Linked DNA regions of Mus musculus: all the other regions are linked to region 1. A link is a loop called in an ENCODE intact Hi-C map of the cell type or tissue named here. Cell type or tissue: gastrocnemius. All regions are shown on one strand. Links, peaks and the distances in the headings refer to the core of each region. The heading gives the core; the rest is flanking DNA.

Region 1 (7,561 bases), core at 2,305-4,804:
TTCGAGCAGCCTCGGCTTTGACGGTCATCGTCCCGATGCCCGGAAAGAGCCCAAAAGAGACTGAGGGGAGCAGTGAAACCGGCTAAGACAACAGTGCGCTCCGGCCGCGCGACCGGCTTTATAAGCCCTGCGCCGCGAAAGGGCGGGGCCGGCAGAAGGAGGAAGCGGCTCAGAGCCGCCCATCTCCAGGCTCCGCCCGCCATGAGGCTCCACCCCCCAGCCCAGCCGCCTAGCAGGCTGTAGACTGAGTTGCGAGAAGATGGGCGACTGGCCACCGTGTCCTGAGTGAGCCAGGCGAGCCGCCCTGGGCAGGACCGAGGCTTCCGCGGGCTGCGTGAGCAGGACCCCGCACCGGGATGCACTCTGCCTCTGTCTGCCTGGGCCGGAGGAGGGCACTGGAGGGGTGGAGAGCCTCGGTGATTTTCCATTTCCTCTCCCGTGCTTCCCGAGTGGACACCGCAGTGCACGGTCACCGCCGACCTCTCCCCTCCTCGGTGTCCCGTCCCCGGCCCAACGCGCAGCCTCCAGGTTCCCGCGCTGTACCCTATCCCGATCTCCACGCACCCCGTCCCTAAGAGCCGGGCGGCGACACTTACCCAGTCCGCTCAGCAGGACGGACTCGCTCCTTTTCTGAGCCTCCGCCCGCTTTTTGTGGCGGGGCCGGAGCAGGGACTCGAGCCGAGCCCGAGCCAGCGCGCCCTGCATCTCGCCCATAGCTGCGGACCGAGGGGCGCACAGCGGGCGACGGCGACCGGCGAGCACTGACGTTTCCTTGAAGGAGCCGCCGTGACTCAGGCCGGCAAGATTTCCTGCCCCAGTCCCAAAACAAACAAATGGCCCTTGTGCACGGCCGAGTCGCTTCCGAAAACGCCTTTTTTGTGCTTTTGGCCAAAACTAAGCAAGGCTGAAAAATCCCAGAACTTGGAAGAGGAGGAAGGAAGGCGGGGGGGGGGGGGTATGAGGGGGTCAGGAATGTGTAGGGGAGGGGGCGGAAATAAGTCTCTGCTCTACAAAAAAAAAAAGTACAATCTTCATTTCACTTTTTTTTCCAACTAATCTCCGAGAACATTCTGTTCTTTCCGCATAAATTTTGAGCCTTGCAAATTTTAATCCTAGCCATGCCAAGAACACGTGAGGAGGTGGCGAGTTAGAGGGAGCAGGGGTTTCTCTCCAGGACCGACCTGGAGTGACCCTTGCGTGGTCAGTACCCTAGCCCGGGTCCCTCTCTCACAAGGAAAAAAAAAAAAAAAAAAAACTGCCAAGATTGCATTGCACTGCCTTAAACCCCGTCCGTTTTTTCCTAATCTCCACTACCCTTCCTCCTTTGGGCTACCGGATGGCTGATGCAGGTAGACTTAATTTTTATATCCCCTTGCTTTTTTTTTTTTCAAGTTCACATAACTGAAACCCTTTAACTCTTTAAATATTAGTAAGAGACTCATCTCAAAAAGCTGGGAACAGAGGGAAGCTGCAGGAGAGGCAGCCGGAGTTGGGCAGGAGTGAGGTGCCTTACAGTCCCCTCGCCGCTGGGTGATGCCTGGCGCTGCAGCTTGACCGCCAACGTGGGGACGCGCGCCAGCGCTGGCTGGGAAGCCCAGAGCACCGGGTCTGGGCCAGGGCCGGGAAGGCGGCTACTTGGGCCAGTACCTGGCGCTCGCCGTGCTTTCTGCGGTGACTGCCCTGCCATGACCCCTTGCTGCGAAGGGCACTTTAGAATTTGACACACTACAAAATACCAGTTGTCAGGTCAGGAAAAGCACGCGAAGCTCTTTTCCCTCCCTCCGTCTTGGGCAAGTTTGTTTTGTAGCAGCAGCCACCTCCCATCACCTAACTCAATCTCTAGTCTCAGCTGCTTCTTGATTTGCTCACTTCGGACAGCTAGAGACCAGGAGAACGGACGCGCAACTCTAGAGACGAAATTTTGCTTAGTAGACGTCCTTCACAATGTACTTAGGGTGCCTGAAATTGGCACTCCAAACTAAAACAAGGTGTAGGCGATTCCGAATCATAGCAACCAGCCCCTGCTTTTTCCGTGCTTGGATTCTGCATAAACTATGAATTTGTTATTGCCAGTGAGTGCCTCCAAACCATGTGGTACCAGTCGTTTGTTTAGCCCAGTCCTGCCCTGCCCTGCCCTGCCCTGCCCTGCCCCCTCCGCATCTGCCGGGTAACTTCCCCTCCAGAAAACGTTTGCTTTGAAACACCAATCTCCACGAAGATGTTTGCTTATTTGTTTGAAACTATTAAATCAGGAACTCGTCCAGAGTCCCTCCCTAGTGCATCACCTAGCTTTCAGGAGCTTCCTCCAGCCTCTCCCAGATATCTTTGTTTTACTCATCCCATCCAAATTACAGTACTCAGAACACGAACCTTTCCAAGGGGATCTTAAGGTCTCCTCTTTCATTCTTCACAATGCTGCAGAGGTGGAGGCTGGGGTTACTTTATGGAGGAAGAACTAGTAGTTACGGAAAAAGTTAGCCTCCAGGCTATGTGCCTCTGATGAGACTGGAAGCGCCAGATGACCAGGGAGCTCCAGCCAGAGGCCGCTTGCTATTGCCTTTCTGTTCTGAGTCCCACTTTATATCTAAAGGAAATTTACATACAGGAAGGGAGCAAGCTGCAAAGTTCAACACTGGGCTACTTATCCTGCCGTTGCAACATCATCCAGAAAATTACAGTCATCAGCATCCTGGGCTTATTTCACCAGTAAGACATACAAGAAATGCAACTTAACTGATTAGCACCGCAAATCAGTCCAGAAAAAAAATCGAAACACACGCACAGGGGCTGGTCTCCCAGGGAAGAAGCTCTTGCATGCATTCCAAAAGGAATGTGGAATTCAAGTCCGAGGCCTCCGAGTGCAATGAAGAGAAAGCTCAACCATATATTTGTGGTTGGAATAGAAAAGGACCAATTTGCATGTGCCCCTTCCTCCCCATGCCTCCGGAATGGTCAGCGATTGGAGACGGATGGTCTGCTAACCTTATCATTTAACGGAGAGGGAATCAAGTTGTTGAGACTGGCTTTTCTTCCAACCGGATACCTGATGGGTGGAGCAGGCGCCCCCAGTTCTGTCCCAGCAACCTACTAAGACTTCCGAACAGGAAGATGACACACGGCAGTGGAGGGAGGGAGGGTTGGGGGGAATGTACGATGCTCCCGTTAACCGGGCACAGACTTGAGGTCGCCCCTTGATTCAACCACTTAATCTAGTCTCCTTCCTTTGTCCAGGTAGTCCTGCTACCAGGAGGTTATCGGGCCCCTTCCCAGAGTCTCCCTCCTAGCTAAGTGGCTGAACTTGCCTGACGACTCAGTGGATGTGCAGGCTAGGGGGCGATCGAGTTCTCTGAGAGAACTCCAGAAGACTGGATTGCCCTGGAGCTCTAATGTGTCCCAGAGCATAGCCCTGCAATTCTTCCCGGAGCCTGAAAGTGCAGAGCTTTGGTGGGAGACTGGCTTACTAACTAGTCCAAACTCCCCTAGCCAGTGGTCTCACAAGTATGCGTCAGTATGGGCAAACCGACAACCCAAACTGACGGAACTGGTTTACCAAGCTGTAAACAGAACATAACTGTTACTGTTTTGGAAAGCTGCCTTGCTCCTATTGCTGTTGGAAAATGGACTATGCAAACACTGAAACATGACAGTTTAATATAATTTATTTAATTCAAAGCTTCACAGAAGACGATTTCTCCATATACTAGAGGAACTGGTTTGAAATGCATTGTCTAAATAAATACTCTGCTACATCTACTCTTGGGCTCCTTAATCCTCAAGTTGTGATGACGTAGATAGATATTTCATCGATAATAAGAAAATATCATTTTGTATTGCTCCAGCACACACATGTGTACAGTTTAGCTCCCCTCTCCCCTGGCCTTTTATACTCATTGGTAATGTAGGTACAAAACTTTCCTTGCGGAATCCTCAAAACACACAGAACCATCAGAAAAACCACAGTTATTATATAAAATATAGAGAGAGCAACTGAATCGATGAGTTTTTGTTGAGGGTTGTCACTAAGAGCATGTCTTTTTATTAAAATAGTAACCCCCAGGAAAATTGATGACAAACGACTTGATTCATGAGAATTAATATGGACAAGTGGTGTCTAAGCATCTATTTCTGGAGCACAGCTTCTATCATAATTGTTACCATCCATATGTAACTGTCAAAAGTGGCATGCATAAAGATGAGAGGCACAGGAGAAAACAAGAGAAGTATACACTGTCCTTAATGATGTCATTAAGTTATTAAATCCACACTGCTAAGCTTATTTATTACGGAACTCCCCCACCCCCAAGAAATGATAATACTGATGTTCTACAAACATTCTTTCTAGAAAGAGAAGTTTTAAGTGTTAATAAGGGGCAGAGTGGAAGAATCCAGGGCGTTCTTGGAAGAATGAAAATCTAGGTAGCAACAGCAGGTAGGTCTGTGACTCTGCAAAGTCAGTTTCACTCCATCTTTGGAATGTGGCCAGGGCCCTGATACAATGAACAACAAATAAAAAGTTTATAGAACATCAACAACCTTACCAGCCAGAATACATGTAGAACACTACCTATTTGCCTTGTGTTTAACTCTTAAGAGTTACCTGGGGGGCTGGAGGTTAAGAGCACTGACTGCTCTTCCAGAGCTCCTGAGTGCAAATCCCAGCAACCACATGATGGCTCACAACCATCCATAATGAGATCTGATGCCCTCCTCTGGTATGTCTGAAGATAGCTACAGTGTACTTACATATAATAATAAATAAAATCTTTAATAAAAAAAAACAACAACAGTTACCTGGGGGCCAGGAGGCAGGGGAATTGTTTTAGAAAGTTTCTATCTAATCATGAAAAATAATGGTCTATCTGACTAGAAAAGGAAATTGGGAGAGTCTTGGAATCAAAATTAAATACTGTGTATGACCTAACATCAAGAGACCAAGGTCTCACAGAAAGCCTTACATACGGTCAACAAAGCTGTTGGGCTACCTACCCGTTTATATTCTAAAAGGCCCCTTACCATTGCATACAAACTAATCCAGACAGTGAACTGGGTTGAGGAGCCCACTCTTCCTCCTCCAGCTTCAATTGCTCCAGGGTGAATCTACTCATGAAGCCCACATTCCAGGAAATCTCAAATCCTTGTCTTGATCATCATTAACACAGAACCTGGTATTTCTTTGCAGATCCATGACTTGAGATTATGAAAATTAGATCCAAGATGGAGACGGTTAAGGCGCTCTCTTTCAACCCTCCCTATTTTACAAAGTGCTCATAGAAAGAAAACAACTCCCAATTTCTGACAGATCTGTCAAACTAGGGTAAAAGCTAAAAGCCTTCCTTGGCTCACATTCCAAGTCTCTCCTGAAATCTTTCCCATCCTGACCCTGTAATTGTTCTATGAGGAAGCTAGAGCAGTTGAGGCCACCCCTAGGCTACAGTGTCCTACAAACCCTGCCCACAGATGACAGAAAGAAAAGACAACGTGATAGTAGTAGTGGGGGGCAGGGGCTGGAGAATTGCTTGGTGTCTTTTCTTGTACATTAATGGTCTTTCATCTTGACCATATTTTTTATGTCCCTCACACAAGCTCAGGAGACACAGTGAATACAGATGGTGAACGAATGCCTGGTCAAACACTTAGCTCTAAGTGAGGCCTGCTATCTGCAAGAATTTCTTGTCATCTCTGTAGAGTGGGGCTACTGATATTTTCATCCCATAAATTGTGAAAAATAATGAACATAAAGAAATTATATGCCTCTTTCAAGATGGACTTTCATATGGAAAACATGACTATATCTGTTGGTGATACACACACCTTACAACTTCATATAAAAAGCCTCAAACAAGGAGGCAAGGTGGCCCACACTTTTAACCCAGCACTCCGAGGACAGAGGCAGGCAGACCCCCTATAAGTTCTGTCTGCCCAGGCCAGCCTGGTCTACAGGTAGACTCCAGCTCAGACAGTCAGAGCTACTTAGAGAAAACAAAGGCCTCGAACCCAGTTAGTACACAGGTGTGTTGGGATTAACCATTTGCATATCTCCATCCTCAACAGCCTGGGTGGTAGGAATTCCATGATAAAGGGCTGAAAGATTGCTACCTTTGTTCTTCAGCTTCCTGCTTTCGCGCCGTGGTCCCACCTACAAGGTTCCCAAAGATGTCACCTCCAGGAACTGAATGCCAGGATAATTCACCAAGTGTTTGAAGTCAAGGCTAATGGCTGAGAGTCAAAATCAGTGGAAAGTGAAGTGGGAGGTTTTAATTGTTCGCTGTTGTTGAGACAGAATGAAGGCTGATATGGACCTGTGGAAGGGGGAGGAGTCTGGAAGGTCAAGGAAGGACTGAGTGTTCACAAGAGCTTTTCTAGGTCATTCCAAGGGCTCCTGGTCTCAAGCCTGCCCTCCATCAGATCTGGCAGGGACACAACTTCGGTGGCACCAAGAATCTGTTTATCACTAGAAGACTAATGCAGGGTGACCTGGCTGCACACAAGGAGGCCACGGACCATAGTTTATTACGTTGACAAACACACAAAAGCTTAAGAGAAGTTCCAAATCTAGCTATTTTTCCTAAGACCTAGCTGTGCCCTGACGTCACTAAAAATAAGACCTGGGGCGCATTTGATGCTTAGAAATGTCTACATTTCTTCTGTATTCTTTCCTTTCTTTGAGACAGGGTCTCATGTAGCCCATATTGCTTTGAACTTAGTGTTAGGTAAGGATAACTTTGAACTTCTGGTCCTTGTACTTCTACTGCCTACATTCTGAGCTTACCAGCGTGTACCCTCATGTCTGGCACTGGCGAAAACACATGATCTGGAGTTAAGACATCTGAAGATGAGATGAAGGGTGTGTCTATACGGGTGAGGAATTCAAAGAAGACACCTTTTCTCTCTTCCTCCTTTTTATTCAGGCCTCCAGCCAATAGCAGGTAGAACACTCCCACTCATCTCACACACACACACACACACACACACACACACACACACCCCTGAAAACACAATAATCCCATCCTTTACATACATCCTTTAACTCAGTGAAGGTGATACCTGCAATTAGCCATCAGAAATCAATTTGCTGCCAATCTAAAACCAACACAGAGCTCTTTAAACCACGCTTAATTTCCAAATTAAAGACAACAACAACAACGTAACATTGGCTTTACTGTAGCATGAAATATCCACTCCAAAATATCCACAACCAATAAAATGCAGTAATCCTCTTCTCCAAGAGATGATCTTTACTCCTCCTGATATCCCAGGTCTTAAGTAAAATACGAAGTCAATATCTTAGGTTACATGGGAAGGGAATAAAGAGGAATAAGAACACTTGATCAATATACCCACTGTATGTTTAGAGGTAATCTTAATAAAACGAAGATTACATCATGGCAGTGACAGCTCTTTCTGTAACTGGTCACGGTAGTGTAGTTGGTGTTAATTACCAATCACTTTCATCACCCTGTTCTATATCCCCGCTTTCCTCAGTAAACTCTGTTGTTTTGTTCTTTAAACTGGGAGAGTGAGACAGACTTCATTACTGAAGGGTCTGAGCCTTTTGTATTTT
Region 2 (7,561 bases), core at 2,336-4,835, 130 kb after region 1:
ATTCCTACTTGAGTGAGGACCTTGGTGGCCAACCACCCCTGGTATATACAGAAAATTATAGGTATGGAATTAGCACAAACTGTCATTAGAATGGGTAAATTTCAACTGGCTTGTTTGTTTGTTTCGAGACAAGATCTTACTGTGTAGCCCAGGCTGGGTTCAAACTTACAATCTTCCTGTCTACTCTTTAAAACCGAATTGCATTTGTTTGTTTGTAGGTATTTTCAGAGACCCTATGGCCAAGCTTGCACAGAACTCACTGTGGGCTCATGGCAATGTTGCTATTTTCCTGCCACAGTCTCCACAAAGAGCTGTGATTTCAGGCATGAGCCACCAAGCCAAGCTCCATTGATATTAGATTTTTTTAAAATTACTTTTAGATTTATGTGGTGGTTTGAATGAGGACCCACACATACACACCCTCTCCCCACAAAGCTTGTATATTTGAATGCTTTGCTCACAATCCGTGGAGTTGTTTGGGAAGGATTAGGAGGTGTGGCTATGTTGGAGGAGGCATGTCTCAGGGGATAGGCTTTGTGGTTTCAATAGCCCATGCCATATGCACTTAGTGCATTCTCTCTCTATCTCTCCACCCATGACTGTGGATCAGCTATCAGTCCTCAGCTACTGTTTCAATGCCTTGTCTGTCTGCTTGATGTTCCCCGCCATGGTGGTCATGGACTCACCCTCTGAACTCTAAGCAAGCTCCCAGTTAAATGCTTTCTTCTATAGGTTGCCTTTGATCATGGTGTCTCTTCAGAGCCATCGAAAAAGTGATTAAAACACTCTGTGCATTTTATTATTTTGTGTATATGAGGTTCTTGCCGGCATATATGTCTGTGCACCATGTGTATGCCTGGTGTTTGTATGGTCAGAAGACAGCATCAGATTCCCTAAGATTGAAGATCCTGAACTATCATGTGGATGCTGAGAATCAGACTTTGGAGATCAGCTAATATTCTTAATTTCTGAGCCAACTTTCCACCCCTGATACTGGTTTTTAAATGTATAAGAAGGACATTTGACAGACATACTGCTGACAGTTGACAAAACTCTACCATCAAGGGCAGATACTTTGTTGGCCTCCGTAGAAAGTCTTAAGAGTCAACATAGACACAGATTCTACTGCCATTTTCATCCCTTCCAACCAAGCTAGAAAATTCTCTTCTTTTAGATTGCTCCAAAGGATTATAGAATCATCCTGGACACACGAAAAAGCGTTGATATGTTCAACTGAGCAGTCTAAGACCGAAACGGTGGTGGTGGCCTACACAGGGGACAGTTTAACAGCTGTCAAAAAACAGATAGGGAAATAAGAAACCAGCCCTCATCTTGTTTACTCTTGAACACCTATTGTCTGTATCAGATTCCACCCAACTTGGAGTTTTGGCAATAGTGATCATTCATCTATCTATCCAATCCCCTTTCCAAGGCATGTTTATGAGTGGCCATTGGATTGGTTACTTTCCAGGTTGTTAGCATCAACCACCTGACAAAAGAAACTCAAATAAGGCAGTGTTTAATTTAGCTTATAACGCAGGGATAGTGTTCTTCAGAGGAGAGAAGCCTTGACACCAAGAGCCTAAGGTGGCTGCTCACGTCTGTAGTCAGGAAGCAGAGAGGGATGGCTGCTGGGCCTTCAGCTTGCTTTCTCGTCCCACCTCGGTTACCCTAGAAAATCTAGGTTAACCAGAAAAATCCCTCACTGACATGCCGGGATCTTTGTCTCCAAGGTGATTCTAGATTCTGTCAAGTTGACAATCACTGCATTAATTATGTTCCAGGTTGTTACCATCACAACCACTCACACTTTGACAAGCTGTTCGAGGGTAGGTATTTTAGCAGTTAGATCAAAGACAAAAGTCTGTCTTCACATTTATATATTAGTGGAAAGACACAGAACTTTCCTATAAGTAGATATGAAATACAGTTGATGGCAGAGGGTAAGGGAGTGGGGTGGGAGTAGGGGCGGAGCGGGGCAGATGGAGGGAACCCTCACTTCAAGGGGATGGTCAGAGAAGGCTTCTCTGCAGAGGTGGCTGTGAAGGAAGAGGGCAATGGAAGCATCACTTAACTAGCTGGGGGTCAGAACGGCAGAGCAAAGGCGCTGAGCTGATTTATAGGAGGTAAAAGCCGGAATTAGGACAGCCAGTGATACAAGATGGACCTAAGTATACTCTTCACTTAAGATTATGTACCGAACTCACTTTTGCCAGCCCTGAGAAGGCTGGGTCTGGACGATTGTGATGTCTGGGCCAGCCTGGGCTACATAGCAAAGGTTTGGTGTGAGGAGGGATAGGAAGAGGAATAAACAAAAGTAGAAACAGGGAGTCTTCACCTGGGGCCATATTCCTGGTACCATTAGGAAACTGTCTGAATCCTTTTTATTCGAAGAGTTAAAACTATCATTTTAGTCTGTACTTCAAGGAAAGCAAAGCACACCAAAGAGAAAAACTGTCACCCTGACTCTAATCCAAGTTTATAGTACCCCGCCATCTCCCCTGTCCCCCTTTGCAAACTAATCCTTATCTTTTAGTTAAATTAGCAGTCACCGTGACTAGTATGTTTAAAACTTGGGTAAGTCTCATAGTGGGCTCCGCAGGAATTCTGTTTTCACCAGCACCCTTTTTTCCTAGAAGCCCTCTCTGTGTGTTTCTGTGTGTCCTGGACAGATTCAAACCGTAGGCCAGCATAAACCTTCCCATCCCAGACCCTCTTTATCTCTATTTCCTCATCAGTCAGAGGAGGGCAGCTTCTTCTTTTAAAGCCCTTGGTAGGGCTAATGGAGTTGGTCTATGTGAAAACCATTAAAAGCTGTCATCATTGTCATGGTTTGCTTTGTTTACTTTGAGATTTCATCTACTAGCCAAGGATGACCTTGACCTTTTGGCCCTTTTCCTGCTTCCCGAGTGCAAGCATTAACTCTCCTGCTTTTATGGGGTGTTAGGGACTGAATGCAGGGTCTTACGCATGCCAAGGACGCTTTCTACCGGACAAGCTGCAAGCCGAGTGAGCTCTTATCATGGTTTATGAGCCACTCAAGCCTTGAGTCGAAGGTTCAATACAGCTTGTCTTGGCATTTTTTTTTTTTCCTGAAAAACCCAGGTAGGGAGGATACTGATGGACCCAAGTCCATCTTGGCAAACCGATGAAACTACTGGGTTTACTTGCAGAAACATAGGGTAGCTAAAGGCAGCAGTTACATCACTGCAGAGTCCCACCCCCAGCACAGACTTATGGAAAGCTATTCCACTGATGATTCCCTTAGCAAACCCATAGGCAACCACACCACCAAAGAGTCCCAGGCAGGCAATTATTTACCTCATGTAAAGCAGGCAGTGGAGCGGGGGTGGGGGGTGGGAGGTGGGGGCAGGAATAGAAGGGCCTTGGATCCCTATCTACCTCTCCTCTCCCTCTGTGATTGACAGGGGAATTCACTGGGCCTGGTCTCCGGAGAGCTTCCTGCCAATGAAAACTGCTCCAATCAAGATGGAAACAGTAATGTTAAACTCAAAAGAAACGTCCACACCATTGAGCTGCACACCAGATTGGAGGCATTATTTCAAACAGATTGCAGGTAGGCACTCTGCACAGGGTAAGAAAAGTTGATACTTCATAGCTGTGCAGCGTGTTGTCCCAGAGCAAGCACTAAAGTTATAGTGCACAGGCTGTGGGCAGTGTGCCGGGTTTATGCAAGGCTATGTCCAGAACCAACAGGCCTCACACTGTGCCAAAGGCCCGGGACAAGCTCAGTGGTGTCAGAGCTTCTGGTCCCTGGGGACTGCAGCGGAGCCTGGAAGGGGCTGAGCATCCTGCCGCTGTCCCAAGCTGGTGGTGCCTGCCCTGCCCTTTCCTGGCTGGGTGCAGACGTGCTGGCCTCTGTGCGCTCAGGGCAGGCGCCAGGGCGGAGCACGAGAGGACTTCTTGGATGCCTCCTCCCTCAGAAACAAATTCCAGTGCCTGACTGCAGATTGCATGAATCCTCACAAAGTACTGTACCTATTCAGCCTTAGGAAAAAGTTCTTGTTTGATATCAGAAGCTAAGGGGGGTCAGGCCTGATACTTAGATGGGGAAATGGTTGAGAACTCTGGGAGCAAAAGATGCATACAAGGCCTGCAATGCTTTCCTTTCTGGCTAGTAGCCAGATGCTCAGGTGTGTGCTATCAGGAGGGTTGTCTGTGGTAATAGCCCTGAAAAGGAGACACTGGGATACTTCTTTCCCCACCCCACCCCCAAACTGTGTGAATTTATTGACTGCACTGAAAGGCAAATGATGTATGGCAAAATCATTTTTTAAAGTTAGAATTTGATAGGAAACCCGTTATCGACAGGCTGTTTAAAAGGTGCCTTCTAGTATTCAAGCAGAGGATAGGTTCCTCAAAAGATGATTACAATCTTTAGTATATTTGAGCAAAGACTTGTTGACTAGCCAAAGCACCATGCTCATCCTGAAGTGGGCATAGATGCTTGTGAAGGGGTCTGGCTTGTCCTCAGAGTATCCCTGAAGTGATTCCAGGTCAGGCTGGTAGAAGGCAGCAAACAAATGCTCTCAAAGAATAAATGTTAGCCAGCTATCATGGCTCACATAAGTCATCCCAAGGCCAGCCTGGGCTCCATAGTGAAACCCATTTCAAACAACAACAAAATCAAACTATAAATATACTGAAGGGAAGAGCAGAGACAGTGAGGGCAGAGAGGAATCCAGGCTGAGCATGGGAAGGAGGCTAGGCTGGGCTGGGCTGGGCTGGGCTGGGCTGGGCTGAGCCTCCATGGATAAGTGAAAGTTGGCGAGCCGAATTGATGGGCGGGTTGGGGAGTTCTGGGACCGGGCAAACAGGAGTACCTGTTGATTGACATGTGGAAGAGCATTGTGTCTCTGAGCAAAGAGGAAAGGAACAGGTGAGAGGGCCTGTGGGTGTATACCAAGGGTTGCCTGGTGTGTACAAGGCTCTGGGTCTGAGCCCCAGTGTATACACATGCCTCACATGAGCCCTGCAGAGGTGGGAGGAGGGAGATTGGCTGTTCGAGGCCAGCAAGGGCTACATGGCAAGTCTGTGGCCGGTATGAACTGCATGAGATCCTGTTGGAGAAGAGAAAAAAGAAAGAAAGAAAGAAAGAAAGAAAGAAAGAAAGAAAGAAAGAAAGAAAGAAAGAAAGAAAGAAAGAAAGAAAGAAAGAAAGAAAGGAAGGAAGGAAGGAAGAAGGAAGGAAGGAAAGAAAGAAGGAAAGAAAGAAGGAAGGAAAAATATAGGAGGTGAAATACGGAAGGAGAGGTGGGTCAAAGTGAGCTCAAGAGATGGCTCCACCTTGCTAAGAAACTTAGATTCCTTTCTAAAGCTGGTGAAAGTTGAAAGTTGTCCCTCAAACACAGCACCATCTCTGCTGGTCCCAGGTGTTGTCAAGGTAGAGCCCAGGGGGCATAGAAGGTAGAGGCCTATGGGACGAGGCGCTACCCGTTAAAAATGGTGCTGCTGATGGTATGTGGCTGCCATCCACACTCAGACCTCACACATGAGCAATGTGGGCTGCTAACTTTTCCAAGTTCCTTTCCCTTTCTCTCTCCCAGACCAAGGATCAACCCCTGAGCCTCACAGAAGCTAATTTGGGCTATGTGCCCAGTTCTCTTTTTGACAGTTATTAACATTTATTTGATTATGAATCTTTTTTGTTCTTTTCCACATTTCAACCTTTTATTGTTTAAGTACAGGACTGGATTATTTTAATGCAGTACTGTCCGGTTTGGGTATTTTTCAGGTTAATAGTGATGTCTCCCCAACATGAGCGAGAGAATACAAAGCTCTTCTTAGCTACAGGAAGGCCCCATCTTTGACATTCTTCTTCCAAGGTTTCAAGGAGACGTGGAAGGGTGTCTTTATCTTGCAGAACCTATCTTGGGAAACTTTGTCTAAAATTTATCCCAAGATTCTCTTATTCACTGACTCGGTGCTCAGGAAATTAAGCATGCGTTTCAGTTGATAACTTCTTTATTAAATATTCCTGATGGGAGGCCCTAGCCTCGCTCTTGGGGTTATAGCAGAGAGGAAAGTAGACTGAGTTCCTGCTCTCAGAAAACGGAAGATTACAACTGGGAACTAAGAGTGAGGTGGGCTCATGTACGTAACAGGGAGTTACAATAAGAGGTGCCAAGAGTCATGACTGGCATTATTCTCCACTGCAAATAATCAGATCATAACCCTTGGCTGGGAGTTAAGTAAGGCCTCTCTACAGGAAGGGATATTCCAGCTGAACGTGGGAGAATTCATACACCACCAACAAACCACAGAAGGAAGGGGAACGTTCCAGGCAGAGGGCTAACATGAGTAAGAGCCCAAAGTAAGTGGCTTGTCGTAGGGGTTCAACACCATTGAAGAACACTGCGGGGTGGAGCGAGCCAGGAAGTGAGAGCAGAGGATGGAAGGATGCAGGCTGGCCCGAGGATGCCTTTGGCTGATAGTGAGGCAGCTCTGTAGATGGTTATAACCACAGGAGGTTCTAAAATCCTTCTTGTACTTTTGAGAACAGCCCCCAGCTGAGAGGTACTATGAGTTTCTTAGAAAATTGCGTTGGCTAGGGTCAGCAAGATGGGTCAGCGGGTGAAAACATGAGCTGCTAAGCCTGAGGATTTGAGTTTGATCACATGGTGGAAGGAAAGAGTTGACACCCACATGCCGTCCTCTGGCTTCCACAGTCACCTTGGCATGTGCTCATATGTGGGATGTGCACACAGATATGAACATGTGCACTCACGCGTGCACACATACACACACACACACACACATATTTTGGCTATAAACTGATGGGCACTTTGTACTTTCTTAGGTATCAAAATCAGACCAAGTCACAGGGCATAAGTGTCTGGGAATAAGTCCAGGAAATATCAGATAGGAAGTGGGAAAGGAAGGAGGGAAAAGAGACATTAGTAAAAGGTGTGTTAATGAGGTGGGTAACAACGGTAAGGGGAAATGTCTAGCACAGCGGTTCTCAACCTTCCCAATGCCATGACCCTTTAATTAGTCCCTCATGTTGGGGTTACCTCCCAACCATAAAATTATTTTTGTTGCTCCTTCATAACTGTAGTTTTGATACAAATATGAATCATAATGTAAATACCTGACACACTGCAAGCAGGTTGAGAACCGCTGGCCTAGCAGGTCTCAGGATTACCACACACAGGGCCTAGAAACTGGAGCCTCCAACTCCTGTCAGGGTCGGGCTGAAGGCCACATGAGATGGATGTTCCATTTGTGGTGCTTCTGGTATGTTAACTGTGAATAGCATAACATGAGCATCAGGCACAGAGAAAATAAAGGAAGGGATGGCAGATGTGGAGATGCAGGTATTTGGAAGGCAGGTCCTGCACCAAAGTAGCCAAAGTCAGGGGTCAGGCACAGAAATATCTGCTGCACAGTTTTGGGTCCAAGTCTGAGCTCTTGTACCATACCATACCAGCTGGCTTTGCCAAAGCAAAAGGACCTAAATTTAAAGCTGGCCCACGTAACGTAGTGAAAAGCAAAGCCAGCCAACAAACCTGACAAATATAGAGGAGTGTGGTTGTTGGAT
Region 3 (7,561 bases), core at 2,336-4,835, 310 kb after region 1:
GTTTTGAAGAAAACACATTCAAATTAATATTGAAATAGACACGCAAGCAGTTGAGGAAAGGAAATGTCCGATACAAATGCTGTGCTCTCTGTTTGAGGACTTTTCAAAGCCTGGCATATCTTGCCTTGGAACTCCTTGTTCTTATAGGCATATAGGGTTCAGTTTATCACACCAAGTTCAGTTTGACTTGCCATGACATTCATCTGCACTCCTTTCAGAAGTTTGTTTTTACAAACTGCCAGTTCCGGCTTGTGAGCAGAGAGTTTCAGTTACGTCCTAGACTCACCATCCCTCACCCTGAGTCTACTAGCTAAAACTCACAAGGACACCGCTAACAGCCTCAGGTTCCCGTGCAGGACAGTTGAGCAAGACCCTTCACAGAACCCTGTGCACAGCTCAAGCTTTGGACGACAGCACAGTCCTTGGTTTTTTAACCCAGTTCTACTGGACATAAAATGAGCTTAACGGTGACAATTCTGTTGCTCATCACTGTTAGCTTTCGTGCTTGGGTGTACTAAATGACCAGCTTCAAAAATAAAATTGTCATCGAAATGACTCTACAGGACATTTCTCAGTTTCTGTGGTCTGATCTATTTCCTTATTCATTCAGGGAAGCTTGAAGACTTCGCACAGTGACACTTTGTTACTCAGCCTTAAGGGAGAAACATAACATTTAAAGTCCTTTTAAACAAATTCCATTTTCAGGAGTATTGACAACCATTCCATCCATTATTGCCCCAAAAGGGAAAGAAACTCAGAGTGGAGCAGAATACCCTTCTTAGGCTTTTCCTTTCTCTTGCCAACTTCACAGTGAGGGCTCATTTCTGAATAGTAAGCATATACTCCCCTCCCCTCTAGAACAACCTGGGGTGTAAAACAAAACAACAAAAATCTCCTGGGTCGCAAAAAGCAACCCCTCTTTTTTTAAAAGCATCTCTGTAAAGCAGTCAGCTCTGTAGATTATTCATGCTGCATGCATTTTCTAATAGGTAGTCGACAGCACTCCTATGAATGCTCATGATTTTCATATTAAAGTGGAAGAAACCCCGATGCCCTTTCCCCTCCACTCTTCCTTTGAAAACCCTGCTCGCTCCTGCGGAGAAGCCGCATCTCTCCTCCCCGAAGCACCGTTCTAGGCTTGTGTAATCATTTCAGCAGGCTGATGCTTTAATAACGATTTTTAAAATGTGAAATGAAACCCGCAGTTAAAGTTTACTGAAAACATAGGTTGCTGTAATTCCGTTGATAAAAGTACAGAAGTAGAAATGATTGGTGTATGTAGCTGCGCTCGGATCACATGACCCATGGCTTCTAGGGTGCAGCTGCTATCTAACCACCCGCTTCACCTCTGGCACCCAACCTGACAAGCATAAAAAGAGAAACAACACTGCAATGCCCCTTATCTCTTCTCTCTTATTATTGTTTTTTTTTTTGGGGGGGGGGAAGGCGAGCCAACAACCTGCCATACATGACTTATCAACAAACACCATCAATATGACACATTCTGTGACTGACTGTATTATGCAATCACCTCTACATGCCTTTGAAACACCGGCCCACACCCACCACCTCCCATAGATATCTAAAGAGAATTACAAAAGAAATACCCTAGATAAGAGATCTAGTCTACCCTAACTTGGACAGGAGAAAGTTGGCCTCGCCTTCATAAATATGCCATCCATCCATAAATATTCATACGTTCCTCTTAAATCAGCATACAGAATCCACCAGCCTTCTAAGCCCCTTTGGAACAGCCCACTCCATCCCTCTTTGCTTTGCTAAATCTACCTGTGGTTAAACTGCCCGTGTCCCTCCATGGAATTCTTCATTTGAGAAGACAAGGAACAAGTGGCACTGCCCATTGAAGAAATCTGCAAGTTATATTGTCTTCATTTTTTTTAACCATATGTGTTCTTTGATTAGTGTAAATATTGTCTACTCTTCACTCATGTAGAAAATTATTACTTAAAAAAATTCACTGACAAAATAACAGCCTGTGAAATCGTATGGCCTCAACACTTATACCTTAGCCAGAAATTATAGTACATAATTAGCAGCACACACACACACACACAGAGTCACAACCCACTCACTTACTCACACACAATTACACAACACACACACACAAACTCACACACCCACTCACATGCTCACTCACATACACTCACATACACACAACTCACACACAGTCACATATACATTCTCACATAGACACTCGGACACACATACACACATACACACACTCACACACATAACACATACTCACATAGAGATGTTCTCACACACACACACACACACACACACACACACACACACACACACGAAGCAGGAAAAAGGCAGGCAGAGAGAAAAAGGAAGCAAAGAGGAAGTGTGAGAAGAAAGACAAAGGAAGGGAAAACACAGAAGAGAGAAAATAAGGAGATAAAAGAAATTGCTCCCATTATGACTTTTAAATAGAAAATCCCTGCTAGGAAAGACAATAATAAGCCAGCATGAAAACAGAACATAGAAACAGAAAAAATTGTCACCTCTCAAATGTGTGTAGGTACTGAGACCAGAGAACTGTGGCTACACTCTTGCTAACCTTTACCATGAGAAACGGTGAATTCAAAGGAGGCACATAACCTTCCTGAACAGGGTTGGATCGGCCCCATCGACAAAGGTGGAAAGGTAAACAAACCAGGGGGCCAGCCCGGAAGTTGAATGCTTCTGTTGGAATCCAGTTGCACCACTGCCACAGTGACCTTGGCTGTGTTATATAATTTATTTACTCTCCTTTCTTCATGTGGGAACCCGTGATAAAGAATCCAGCAACCCTATCCACATCTCAGGGTCATCTGAGGACCGATGAGATCATCCGTTTGTGACAGCTCGATGAAGGTTGTTAAGCACCAAAGTACAGTATAGCATATGACCACAGTGAGCTTCGAGCTGTTCCCAGACTGGCTGGCAGTTGGAAGTCAGATAGAGAAAGGAGGAGGAGATGGGGTACAGCATTTTTTAAAAGGCAACCTGTTCTATTATCCACAGCTGAATTAAACACACAACACAATACACCACCACCACAACAAAACTCCGTGTGGACTTTTCTCTAAGTACTAAGTTTTATCCAACAGAGCTTAGCAACTGCATCTGAACACAGTGAGCTGGAGCAGCTAAAGATACCAGGGGTATTTTTTTTGGTGTTTTGCTTTTAAGTGGTTCTAACAATCCGTGGAGGAAGAAGGGAAGAAGACACAGGTGGCAAAGACTCGTGTGGTCAGGAGTCCTTGTCATCCCCACTCGGGTACAGACCACCGTGGAGAGCAGCTCACTGGAGGCTGCTACTGAGCGACACCCAGCAAACTAAGAGTTCCAGAACCCGCCTGGTGGCTTCTCTCTGACTAGCGGAGCCAAGTGTCTCCTGTCAGAGGTGGCTGGTTAACAGCGTGAGGGACTCAGGACAAGGACAGATGTCAGGGCAGAGAGGCTGACAGTTAAGCTCTCTGGCCTCTGACAGACAGCAGCTCAAACTTTCTGGGCTCCAGGAAGGAAACTCACATTTTGGAAACAGAAACAAAAGGCTTTCCCCTGCAACTGCTAGCATGTCGGACTGAATTTTGGAGGATTTTAAAAAAGAGCCATTGTTCACCCCCTCCCAGGCCTTAGCAAATCTTTCATCACTTTAAAAAAAAAATATGGTCTTAGCCTCAAGGCTTTGTTTGCATGAGGGTGTATGCTGCCCATGAGTGGAAAAGTCCCCTAAAATTTTCCGTTCTCTTATGCCCCTCCCTCCTTTGTCCAGTCATTCAGGTCTTTGTCTATTGTGACCCTAACATGCACTGATTCTCCACATCAACCTCATTTGAAATTTTAAACTTCAAATGCCCTAGTAAAGAAAAGCCACCAGACTCCTTTTGGCATAGAACCAGGTGTCTGAAGAGCCACGTGACAACTTGCTTCCTTAATTAAGTGATCATATTCATTAGAAGTTACATAGTTAAGTCCTTGTCAAAGATGATACATAGTCAGCAATGGATAGGAGCAATTTTGTCCCTAAGAGGACAGAGTTGTTTTTGTATTGCAGTCCCTTTCCCACTTGCAGTCTCTCCTGGCTTCTGTGTCTGGGGCAGGTGTTGACAGCTGTTGTTCTGTGGTAGGAATGGTTAGAGACACCAGCGATGCTGGGTGGACAAATGTCTTCATCGGGAAATCATGTGTGGGTCTGAGATAGGAAGGGCTGATCTGAGCACCACCCTCCCATCAGTCTCAGACATGGCTGCTTTCCTGGTAGCTGTCCTCCATGGTGAATTCTCTTCCGATCCCGCTGGAGCTTGGCACATACACTCACCTCTGTCTTCCTAGACAGGACCCCCTTCTTATCATTTTCTAAGGAAATTGGTGAATAAAGAGGTTATCTATCGGTGGTTGTCAGTTTTCTCTGAGAGAATGGACCAGAAACAAAAGGGAAATGCCTCTGACTGCATGAAGGAGGAGGATGCTTTGCCTAGGAAAGGGCGGTCCCAGGACGGTGGATTCTGAAAGCCCTGCAGTCATTTACCTCAGAGCATCGGCACAGGCGAGCTGGAGAGCAAGTTTTTGAGTTTTTCTCTTCATTATCATGCAAGAACATTTCACACTGCCTTCTGCCTGCAGCACATTTTTACACTTTAAAGCAAATTCAAATTCTTTGAACAGTATAAAAAAAAAAAGAGAAAGAAATCTTAAAGCTAAACAAAATTTAGTCTCACTAGGAATTGGTTGATAAATAATACACTCCTACTGTGAATATATTTTCATAGTGTTAAATATTTATTTATTAAGAAGTAGCATGTTTCCAAAAACATCTCTTTTGATAATCTCCCCAGTGTGGGACATACACACACACACACACACACACACACACACACACACTATAGAATCAATGCTTTGTAGGTAAGAAGAAAAAAACCTTTCAGGTTCTTAAGGAAAATTGATGAGAATTCCTGGGCACAAGGGCTGCTTTCCTTTATCTCAAACAGGTTTCTATCCTCAAATAATCTACCCCAAGTTGTGTGTGTGTGGTGCTTAAGCTAAACCAGATTTCTGACAATTCCTTCATGTTTCTGAGTAGGGAGAACTGTCAAGAAAGGCTTTAATGATGGAAGGCGAGGGAGACATGAAACACTAACGCATTTAGCTCCCTCATGCTCTTCTGCTGGCCGGCCTCTCCACTGTGAGGCAGGTCCTTGGCTTGAAGCTGACCTGTCTCCCCTTAGCTTCTCCTTCATCTTCTTGGTGCCTTCTCTGATGAGCACACCATAATCTTTGCTCTGAAAAAAAAAGAAAGAAAAAAAAAAGCTGGAAAGGGATTTGCTGTGTGCTTAGTCTTCAAATAGCCAACAAGACCTTGACTTGGCACCACACCCAGTTCCTAGCAAGACATCCATTAGCAGATTAATTGACACCACATCATTTTCCTCATGGAAGAGACGCATATTTTCTCTTCCTAGAATAGAGACTCACTGTGAATAGGCATTTGACTCCTACACCCGCAGTATTTCTGCTAACCCCTTCCCACCCCCAAACCAGAACCGTAACGGATTTCACACAGTGTCACTCGTGATTGAGACTTCTTCCATGGCAAAGGGGGCACAGAAGTGGCTGCATGCATGCCAGCTATTGATCTTACTGTGGTCTTCATTGGCTTAATAGACGGACAGACTATTCTTTTGAAGGCCCACTTACTGTTCTTTAGATGCAAAGTTCCACCTAGGTCAGCATATAATTCATATTTCAGTTTCTCCTGTAGTAGGATTTAGGAGTCAGGAAATAACATCTCACTATTACTACTAGTGATCTACTGAGCACATCTCATCCGTCCAATTCCTGAGGCATTGGGCTCTCAGTGTCCATGGATACTAGTTTCAGAAAGAGGAAGGCTTCAATTCAAACCATGCTATGAGTTGATTGAAGTAGACTGCCGCCCAGCTTCTTGACTCATGACATCTAACCCACAGACGAAAAGGAATTGATTTGTAAGGAAACTGTTTCTGCATGAGAGAGCAAAGGCATGCATGTGCGAAAGAGCTAAAGATCTTAGAGGTTGCTCCCAGTCTTCTCTTAACTGTAATTAAAGGCAATGGGAAACCACTTACTCAATTAGCAGAACTGCTAATGACCCCGAGCCTTTGAGAAAAAAAGATTCGGTCCACACCATTAAACAAGAATCCACAACCAACTCAGGCAATCAGAGGGAGGGAGATGGGAAAAGGTGACTATAACTGTTCATCTGTGGCCATGTGATCATGCAGACATAAGTAATAATTATGGGCCTTTCTATTTCATTTTGTTACGGTTATCTATGTATATGTAATTATACAAGTATAAATGTCTCATCTGTTACCTTTGTATGTCTTCTCTCACATCTCCTTGCCATGTGATGAGTAGTAACTTAATATGTATAGGATAGAGTACCAAAGGGGATGTGCATGCCACCTGGGCAACAGGGTAACATCTTCCAAAGTCAAGAAAAAGAGCCTTAGAGTTTCTTCTGGAGGAAAGGTAAGTGTGATTTTGGTTGTACTTGGGAGATACATCATGGTGGGAGGGGACAGTGCACAACCTTAACGTGGAAACTGAATGTGACACAGGAGGGGTAGGAGAGTTCAGACTGGAAGGTACGGCTGTTTAGTGAGCAGACATGACTAGGCTGAATTCTGTCTCCTAGGACTCCCTTTCCTTTGTATTTTGGGTAGGTGGGGCCACAAGTGTGAATCTTGGGCAAGAGCTGGAGGCAGAAGCAAGCTGCAGTTATTTTAGAGCTCTGAATGCTGCCCTTTCACTGCTTGGCCATTTCTTGCATGAGGTAGCAGATAGGCCTGCAACAACCTACCATCCTCTGGATGGTCCTCTGTAAGCTTATAGAACTCTCCAGCCAGGTCTGAGTGTGTGTGTGTGTGTGTGTGGTGTGTGTGTGTGTGTGTGTGTGTGTGTGTGTGTGTGTAGGGTCCTTCTCCTATAGAACACCATATAGTCAATATAAAAATCATTAAGAAGAAATGACAAAAAAAATTGTTTGCCTTTATGAGTTCCAACTGTATCTGATGTCCAGTCCATCTTTCCTTCTTTATATTCATTTTTCTTTTACATAAAATATGCTCATAGACTTTAATTTCCAACATCATATGTGAAGATAATAGCCTCACAGAGGTGGTTCACTATACCCCATAATTTTGGAAGGTTAAATTCCTGGCCCTACATGATAGGCATGCATACACACACACACACACACACACACACACACACACACACACTTATATACATATACACATACACATACACATACACATACACATACACATACACATACACATACATATACATATACAATGCATGTACATATATTTACCATTTTTTGCTTCCTTTATTTAAACATGATCATTTTTAATTTTAAAATTATATATTTTTACATCATTTCTTCCCTTCCTTCTTCCCTCTAACCCTTACCACATTCTTTCCCTTCAACTCTCTTTACCTTATTCCTTCCTAAATTCATTACTTTTAATTATTATTGTCATTCATATATGCATGCATAGTAATT

Evidence for each region. A loop is a pair of places that touch in the nucleus more often than their neighbours do. Peaks named below come from ENCODE experiments on the same cell type or tissue, not always from the same donor. Only the 100,000 strongest peaks of a DNase experiment are listed, where the experiment ranks them.
Region 2: it touches region 1 in a loop (5-fold over the local background); 7 of 42 quality-filtered maps call a loop at or near these places.
Region 3: it touches region 1 in a loop (6-fold over the local background); 17 of 42 quality-filtered maps call a loop at or near these places.

What each region holds. Positions count from the first base shown.
Region 1 is chr10:21,987,217-21,994,777 of GRCm38, reverse strand. All of the region lies in intron 3 of Sgk1 (serum/glucocorticoid regulated kinase 1), which reads right to left. Among named protein-coding and RNA genes, the nearest start is that of Gm34267, 68 kb to the left of the region's middle. In gastrocnemius, for the core only: a CTCF peak has its summit at 3,319; a DNase peak (open chromatin) is centred at 3,334; H3K4me3 peaks cover 1,440 bases; H3K27ac peaks cover 1,652 bases.
Region 2 is chr10:21,854,110-21,861,670 of GRCm38, reverse strand. It overlaps Platr6 (a long non-coding RNA gene), which reads left to right and starts at 3,433. Exons shown (of 5, transcript XR_001779731.1): 1 at 3,433-3,577. In gastrocnemius, for the core only: no CTCF peak of the experiment used is centred there; a DNase peak (open chromatin) is centred at 3,789; H3K27ac peaks cover 1,721 bases.
Region 3 is chr10:21,681,471-21,689,031 of GRCm38, reverse strand. No RefSeq gene overlaps it. Among named protein-coding and RNA genes, the nearest start is that of Gm5420, 5.6 kb to the left of the region's middle. In gastrocnemius, for the core only: a CTCF peak has its summit at 3,368; DNase peaks (open chromatin) are centred at 2,681 and 3,368; H3K4me3 peaks cover 1,210 bases; H3K27ac peaks cover 2,345 bases.